Regions from separate parts of the Homo sapiens genome. Here region 2 is linked to region 1. The links are chromatin loops, found by intact Hi-C in ENCODE. Cell type or tissue: PC-9. All regions are shown on one strand. Each heading gives the region's core, and the rest is flanking DNA. Links, peaks and the distances in the headings are about the cores only.

Region 1 (4,409 bases), core at 328-4,327:
AAAAATATTCCATGCTCATGGATAGGAAGAATCAATATTGTTAAAACAGCCATACTGTCCAAAGAAATTTATATGTTCAATGCCATTCCTATCAAGCTACCAATGACATTTTTTACAGAATTAGAAAAACTATTCTAAAATTCATATGGAACCAGAAAAGTGCCCAAATAGCCAAAGAAATCCTAAGGAAAAAGTATAAAGCTGGAGGTATCACACTACCTAACTTCAAATTTTACTACAAGGCCACAGTAACCAAAACAGTATGATACTGATACAAAAACAGACACATAGACCAATGGAACAGGTTAGAGAACTCCGAAATAAAGCCAGAAACCTACAACTGATAATCAACAAAGTCAATGAAAACAAGCAATGGGGAAAGGATGCCCTATTTTATAAATGGTGCTAGGATAACTGGCTGGCCATATGTAGAAAATGGAAACTGGACCCCTTCCTTACACCATATACACAAATTAAGATGGATTACATACTTAAATGTAAAACCTAAAACTATGAAAACCCTAGAAGAAAACCTAGCAAGTACCCTCTGGACATAGGCCCTGGCAAAAATTTCATGACAAAGACTTCAAAAGCAATTGCAACAAAAACAAATATTGACAAGTGGGATCTAATTAAACTAAAGAGCTTCTGCACAAAAAAGGGAATTATCAACAGAGTAAACAGACAACCTACAGAATGGGAGAAAATATTTGCAAACCATACACCAAAGGTCTACTATCCAGAATCTATAAGGAACTTAAATAAATTAACAAGCAAAAAACAAACAACCCCATTAAAAAATGGGCAAATGACGTGAACAGACATTTCTCCAAAGAAGACATACATGCAGCCAACAAGCCTATGAAAAAAAGCTCAATATCACTAATCATTACAGAAATGCAAATCAAAACCACAATGAGATACCATCTCACACCAGTCAGAATGGCTATTATTAGAAAGTCAAAAAATAACAGATGCTGGTGAGGTTGTGGAGCAAAGGGAATGCATACACACTGCTGTTGGGAACGTAAATTAGTTCAGCCACTGTGGAAAGCAGTCTGGAGATTTCTCAGAGAATTTAAGACAGAACTGCCAGCAATCCCATTACTGGGTATATACACAAAGGAACATAAATAATTTTCCCATAAAGACATGCATGCATATGTTGATCACAGCACTATTCACAATAGCAAAGACATGGAATCCACTTAGATGCCTATCAATGGTGGACTGGATAATGAGCATGTGGTACATATTATATACCACAGAATACTACGCAGCCATAAAAAACAGTGAAATCTTGTCCTTTTCAGCAACATGAATAGAGCTAGAGGCCAGTATCCTAAGCAATTTAATGCAAGAACAGAAAATAAATACTTCACGTTCTCACTTATAAGTGGAAGCTAAACATTGAGTACACATGGACAGAAAGAAGGAAACTAAATACCTGGGCCTACTTGAGGGTGGAGGGTGAGAGGAGGGTGAGGATTGAAAAACTACTTGTCAAGTACTATGCTTATTATCTGGGTGATGAAATAATCTGTACACCAAACCCCCATCACATATAGTTTACCCATGTAACAAACCTGCGCATGTACCCCTGAACCTAAAATAAAAGTTGGAAAGGAAAAAAAAAAAAAGAAGAGAATGCTAATGGATACGGGAATATGAAGCAGCCACTGTCCCCAGGGCTGGGATACAGTGCCCAGGGAAGGGTCCCCAGCCACTTCCCAATCCAGGGTTGAAATCCATACCTCACTGAAGAAGGAAGAATCCAAGTTCAGTGAATGGCAGAGATATCGCTGTGGTGTCATACTGACCAAACTTGCTGGAAACCTGCTCTCTGGAACTTGCTGGAAATTCCTGACACTTTTTAGGGTGTCAGGAAAGGCGTTCACAGGGAGATGTCACATTGGAGCATTCCACAAAGTCACCCAAGAAGAGGTGAAAGAGTACGCTGCTGGCCACTGGGTGCTGCTGGTTGCCAGCAGGACCCAGGTGCTGGAGAAACCACAGGCATTCCAGGAGCTTGCATATAAAAATGGTCAGACCAGGAAGCAAAGCCCGTTCCTCCTATCATGTCTCTCATGCACCCTCTACCGACAAAGATTAACATGGTGCCATCTGGCAAAGAAAAATATTTAAAGGGCCCATATCCATTTTCTCAGAGCATGCAATGAAGAGTGAATTTGTAGCTGTGAGGCAATAAATTGATACCCTATATGTCCTTCAAGACGAGAACATCACCTATTCTTTGCTGAGTTTGGTTCCAGAAAAGTTCAATGTTGTAATAATTATCTTCAACAAAAATGCATAGTTTGTTGGTGTAAATTCTTCCAAGAAGCATATAAAAGGGTGGTGAAAGGATTGTGGAGCTTTCCAGATCCAGAGACCCGCTATGAAGGATATCAGCTGCAGCCACGTGCCTCATGAGGATCAGCACAGAGTAAGAGAAGCCATGCTGATTTATCCTGCATCTGCTCCCATCCTCTGAGGACACCTTGCTGCCCATCAGATTTTACATTCTTGCCTAACTAATTTGAGAACATAATCTAAGCTTACTCTATGTGTATACTGTTGTCTCCTCCACCGAGCTATGTTCTACTGAAATGCTACAGCATGCCATGGAATGTTGTGCAACCATTACACATGTTATTTAAAAAGAGTTCATGATTAAATGGAAAAATGCTTGTGTTATAATTATAAGTGAAAAGGGTAGGATGCAATATTATAATATGTGAAACAAACAACACTACATAGAAATAAAGAGCAAAAAGAAATACCCCCAAATCAATCACTATCTTTAGGTGGAATCAGAGTAATTTTCTTCTTCTTCCTATTATTTTTCTGTAATTTATGTATTTACTATAGTGACCACGTACTGGTTATACCTTTGGGACAAAACAATCTATCTAACAATAACAACAACAACAATAAATATATATATATACTTTTAATTTATTTATTTACATTTATGTGTGTATCTTGAAGTCTTAAACTGAGCCAAGGTTTGGGAACCAGAATTTGACAGAGTTCCATATAGAGTATCTGAACCAGTTCTTTATAGTTTACACAAGCTAAGGCGACTGCGACCCAATAGCAGTTTGGCCAATTGAGATAGACAAATTGTCTACCCTAATGAGATAGAAAACGGCAATATATTTACCAAAAAAAATGAATTCCATTCCCTGAACTTTTAGAATTATTGAGATCTATACACATATTTGAGTAGGATATAAGAGAATATCAAATATAAAGAATTAATAAAACAAGCAGGAAATAAAATATTAGCAACTTTCTTCCTTATCAATGAGACAAGCCAATCTCCTTATAGTTTTAACAGCAGTTTGGGGGAACCGTCTAAACACTGCACTCTTAATTTAGGCACATATTTCCTGAAAACTTATATTTACATTTGCCAAAACAAAGCAGTAATTTCCCCCCAAACCATGGCTATTGCTAGAACCATGAACTTCTAAACTCAACCTCCATAATTCCTCTGCAGAAACTGGCAGCCACACCTCTCAATCCTATAATAACGTGTAAGAAAAAAAGAAACCACATAATATGAAAGATATTCAAATAGCAAATAGTAAGGATTATAAAATTACAGACTAAGTATCAGACTCTACACTATCTGTGGACTCTGTTTCCCAGCACATCGTTTTTTAGGAGCAGATGATCTAAACAGCCCAGCTGAATGAAACCTACTGGAAGGCAGTGGATGACCTCATGACATCTAAGCATCCCTTCCAGTTCTAGGACTCCATTATTTAGCAGAGATCTGATGCACAGGGAACATGTTAGAAAGAAGCATTCAGTCTGTAACAGCATTTTAAATGGAAGAAAACTTGAGTCTGTGAGGAAGAGGAATGCTAAGTTGATCTCAGTTCGCCTAGGAATGTCCTGGTTTTAGCACTGGAAGTTCTCCATCTCAGGAAACCTCATCATTATGGGAAAACCAGAATGGCTAGTCATCTTACTGTTTGGATCTGACAAAGATTAGCTTCTTTGGGTTCCCGTGCAAATTAAAAGCTTTAATTAACTAAGCCTCATAAACCTTTAAACTAGTGATACTGATTTCTGCCTCTTTCATCCAGCTCCATGTAAGCACATTCTCATTATCGCCCACACAAGGGCTGGACTCTATGGGTCCTTCCGAATGGAGATCAGGAGAAGCTGTGAATGGTTAAATCCTGAAAATGTTTGAAAAAGAAGCTTCTTCTTACCTTTATTAACTATAAAGTGGCAAGCTCTCCAGGAGAAACAGGCCTTCTTTGGGGGGTTCTCTGACTATATAACAAATGTGTTCCCCAAATCCTATAAACTCACATTCAATTATTGATGAATGTTCTCTTCAGGACACACTATTCAACAACCCAGATTACTCAATAATCAATCCTATTATT
Region 2 (4,409 bases), core at 108-4,107, 73 kb after region 1:
TCATACCAGGGCCACCCAGATAATACAGGATAACTTTCCTATCTCAAGGTTCTTAAGATGTGATTACATATGTGATTACATTTCGAAAGTCCCTTTTTCCAAGTAAGGTAATGTTTTCACAAGTTCCAGCGATCTAAGATATGGATATCTTTAAGGGGCCATTATTGTACCTACCACAACTTTCACCTGTAATATGAAGGATGTCTTCATTTGGGCTCCTGCAAAAGCAGACCCTGAGACTAGGATTTGAGTAGAAGTCCCACGAAGCCCAGTAAAGGAGTGGGGCAGTCAGGTAGTAAGGGAGGAAAGCAAATAACTTGTGAGTTAAATGAGCAGGATACTACTACAGGCAACTAGACTAAATTCTCCTAGGGACTGTGTACAACACACATTAGAATAGTCCCACCTCGGGGAAAGGAAACTGGAGCATTTATCCACCAGTTCCCATCATTTTGTAGTTAGGGGTCACATTAACTCCCAGTGCACTTCCAGCACTTCATGCTTCCCTGCCTGTGAACGGGCTCCACAGCTAGCAAATATTCCTGGTGGAGACACTCAACAGGCTATAAACTTGTTCCATCTGAGAGACCTCCGGAGTGGACCAAGAAGATATGAGTGGGTCATCAACAGCATCTGAATCAAGGGGGTTGGTGTTTGAGCCAAGTGTGGCATTACGTCTCAAAAGTTTCAATGCTCATATCCTTTGACCCAGCAAATCCACGTCCAGGGAATGCGTGCTAAGAGTATAACTGCAGACAGGTGCAATGATTGCTTATAATATTTTAAGGAATTAGAAATTATTTAAATTCCATTAATAAGGGATTAGTTGAATAACTTATGGTGATACAATTGAACATTCTGCTACATTTGGATATAATTAGGTGGGTCTACATTTATTGATAGGGAAACCAGTTCCTGACATACTGCTGAGTGGAAAAAAAAAAGCAGGTTACAAATAGTAAGCATATTATAAATCCATTTATGTAAAATTATGTATGTATAATATATATGTGTGTGTATGTATAGCAAGATGTCTCAAAGAATGTTCATCAAAACTCTAACAGTAGTTATTTCTAGGAAGCAGAATTTCTCATCCTTTATACTTTCTTCTTCATGCATCTCTGTATTACAAAAAAATTTACAATAAACAATGTATTGTTTATTAATCAATTACAAAGACACTTGCAATTTTTTTAAAAAAGAATTCAAATTTGCCCTAAAAGATAAGCTTCTATTTAGTTCTAATATGATAATGTCAATTATCATTATACATCTCCATTTTAAAACTACATGATGCTGAGGACCCCCTTGTATTACACAAAATGCTTAGGGCATATTTGGAACACAGCAGGTACTTAATAATAATTGACGTTCATCAGTATGAAATTCAATAAAACAACACACGGAACAAACTGGGTCATGGTAAAATTTTCACAATGCATGGGATGACTCCCTAGGGAGCTGAGAGGCCTGGCGTGGCCTTATCAGGCAGGGGCCTGCTCTGGCAGACAAGGAAGGCCTGCCCTTGCACAGACACACCCATGCCATCCCAGAGATAGCATCAGAGCCCTGCTCATCTTAGGTAGAAGTGAAAACAAAGGCAACTGTAGGCTTGCAGTTTTATAGCATGAACGAGACAAGTGGAATCTGTGTTAATCTGTTAGAAATTAACTCAATGGTTTGTCTCCTGAAACTCTAGGCCTTCCTTGCAAGAGCACTCCACTTCCTGTTATGCACAATGGCAAAGCTGACTGGAACTGCCCAGAGGAAGAACAAGTGGAAGAGTAAGTCACGGTGTGCCCATAGGGCAATAGAAATTTAAAAGAATATTTAGGTGTGGGACTTCACATCCATGCCTCTTTTTCATGTCTAATAGGGAAAATGTCTCACCTGCTCAGGTTGCTCTTGGACTCTCATTTGTTGCTCAGAATCTAAATAATGAGCAAATAGAGGGAAAACAGAAGAGTGGAGAAATCCCCGTTTGTGTATATATTAAAGAGCTGAGAGAGGCAGCAAGAGGAAGGAGGGAGAGAGACCAGAAAATCATGTGGAATAGGTGCCAGGGAGTTTGGGGTTTGTGAGATAATAGTTGGAGATTAAGAGCTTTGGGGATCACCTGATATCCATATGGAAGAAAATGAAGATAACAGTAAAGTAGATTTTAAGATGCTTTTTCTATAGTAAGAATGCATACCCCACACTAACATCGAATTGTATACTTTAAATGGATGAATTGTATGGTATGTAAATGACGCCTCAATAAAGCTGTTTTTTAAAAAAGAATACTCCGTTCCAAAAAAAAAAAATGCACACTCCACTTTGGCAGTTTACTGAGAGACTGCAAAAATATTTGAAGAATCCTAATTACCATTTAGATACCAGACCATTCCTTTGAATTCATTCTTTCACAGAGGCTGAGTCATGTGGAACTTCAACTATGTTTAGGTTCTGGTAGGTTAGAGAAAGGACCCTTAAGATCCTCTAGTCTAATGCTCTCATTTCAAAGGTGAGGAAATGAAGCCACAGAGGTTAAATAAGTCTGCACTGTCACACAGCAGCAAAGCTGGGAACTATGGAGGTCTGATCTCAGGTCTTTCGAAATGCACCATTCCACCCCCATGTGATGCTCTTCCTGCTTTTGTTTACAGAAAGAAACAATTTGAGGATAAGCATGATTAGAACATATAGTTATTATGCCCATGGTTCAGTCTAGTTGTTCTGACCTTTAAAACGAGTCAGTCAGACTGGCACCAGTCCAATCAGTTGCACACCACTGCCCAGCTAACAGCCTGGCCATGGAGATCCGGCCTTCCCAGCCCAAGCCTGTAGAACAAACAATCCCCACAATGGCAATGTTACTTTCACCTCCTTTTGAAGAACAATAGGAAAACAACAATAGATACCTAACATTTATTGGACACTTATCAGTGCAGCAACTTGGGCAGAGTAGTCAGAGCCCTATGACACTGAAATTTAGAGAGTTCAAATTTTAAGTAAGAACTTTAAAACTACTAGATGTCACTAATGTAAATAACACCCATCTGTGAATCACATCAGAAGTTTACAAAGTTAATTATGGGATCGCATTTCTGATGCTCTCCCAGGATGGCTCTGGCGCCTGCTATGTGCTAGGCGCTGGTCTAGACATTTTACATATGGCACCTCTTTTAATCTCCACAATAATTCCATCACATGGGTATTAATCACCCCACTCTGTAAGTAAGAAAAAAAAGAAAAAAACTGAAAACATGATGGGAGCAGGACCAGGCACATAAAAGATAAGTTCTGATGTCAAGAAACAGCCTTAGGGCTCAAGGAGGGTATCTTTATGATGTAACTTAAGTCTGTACCAGAAGAGTTCTCCTTTATCCCTAAAGAGTCACCTCAATGCGTATCATTCCATCATTAGTTTCACCCTTTTTTTTTTTTTTTTTTGAGACAGAGTCTCACTCTGTTGCCCAGGCTGGAGTGCAATGGCACGATCTTGGCTCACTGCAACCTCCGCCTCCCGAGATCAAGCGATTCTCCTGCCTCAGCCTCCCAAGTAGCTTGGACTACAGGTGCTCACCACTACGCCTGGCTAATTTTTGTATTTTTTAGTACAGACGGGGTTTCGCCATATTGGCCAGGCTGGTCTTGAACTCCTGACCTTGTGATCCACCCACCTCGGCCTCCCAAAGTGCTGGGATTACAGGCATGAGCCACCACACCCAGCCTAGTTTCATCCATTTTTAACTTAAATACCGTTAGTAGTCACCCATAAAATTGAGAATACCCCTATGCATTGATCAGAGTCAGCAATGCTATGTTACAGAATAAGCTGGAATCTCAGCAGACTAACATGATAAAAGTATTTCTTGCTCATGCAAAGTCTGATGCAGATGTCTGGAGCCATTTTAGAGGACCAGGAATGAGATAAGGAGAGCATGGTAGATATGCAGGATATTTCAGATTCAGAGCATGGAAGATCAAGAAGCTTACAAGTAGAGAACACCATTTCCACCCACATTCCATTAGCCAGAAATCAGTCACATGGCCAACCTAACTGCACAGGAGTCTGAGAAATGTAGGGAAGTGCAGAAATGGGTGGGCTTTATAATATCCACCACCTTCCCAAAATAATTCTATGTTTGGTTCTTATTTGTCAGCACATCAGTTAACAAGAATTAGTAGCAACAATAGATACAAGTAGTATGTAGGAGTCTCTTCTTCAGGACAGGACCAGAAAGGAAGAGATGGAAAAGGGACAGTGACAGAGACATATATACATATTTAATAATTTTATTGGGTTCTGCCTGACTTGAAAGATCTATCTACTAAGCCTTGCTGTGTCTCCAGCTCATTGGCTGATACTTCCAATAACTTTGGCTGGATGCTGAATTAGACTTTAAGTTTTGCAAGTATAATTT

What was found. Peaks named below come from ENCODE experiments on the same cell type or tissue, not always from the same donor. Only the 100,000 strongest peaks of a DNase experiment are listed, where the experiment ranks them.
Region 2: it touches region 1 in a loop (11-fold over the local background); 2 of 110 quality-filtered maps call a loop at or near these places.

Annotation. Positions count from the first base shown.
Region 1 is chr4:128,425,644-128,430,052 of GRCh38, reverse strand. It overlaps LINC02615 (long intergenic non-protein coding RNA 2615), which reads right to left and starts at 2,037. Exons shown (of 9, transcript NR_125882.1): 1 at 1,755-2,037. In PC-9, for the core only: CTCF peaks have their summits at 1,896 and 2,103; a DNase peak (open chromatin) is centred at 1,992.
Region 2 is chr4:128,352,694-128,357,102 of GRCh38, reverse strand. No RefSeq gene overlaps it. Among named protein-coding and RNA genes, the nearest start is that of PGRMC2, 67 kb to the right of the region's middle. In PC-9, for the core only: no CTCF peak of the experiment used is centred there; DNase peaks (open chromatin) are centred at 2,532 and 3,052; H3K4me3 peaks cover 455 bases; H3K27ac peaks cover 2,987 bases.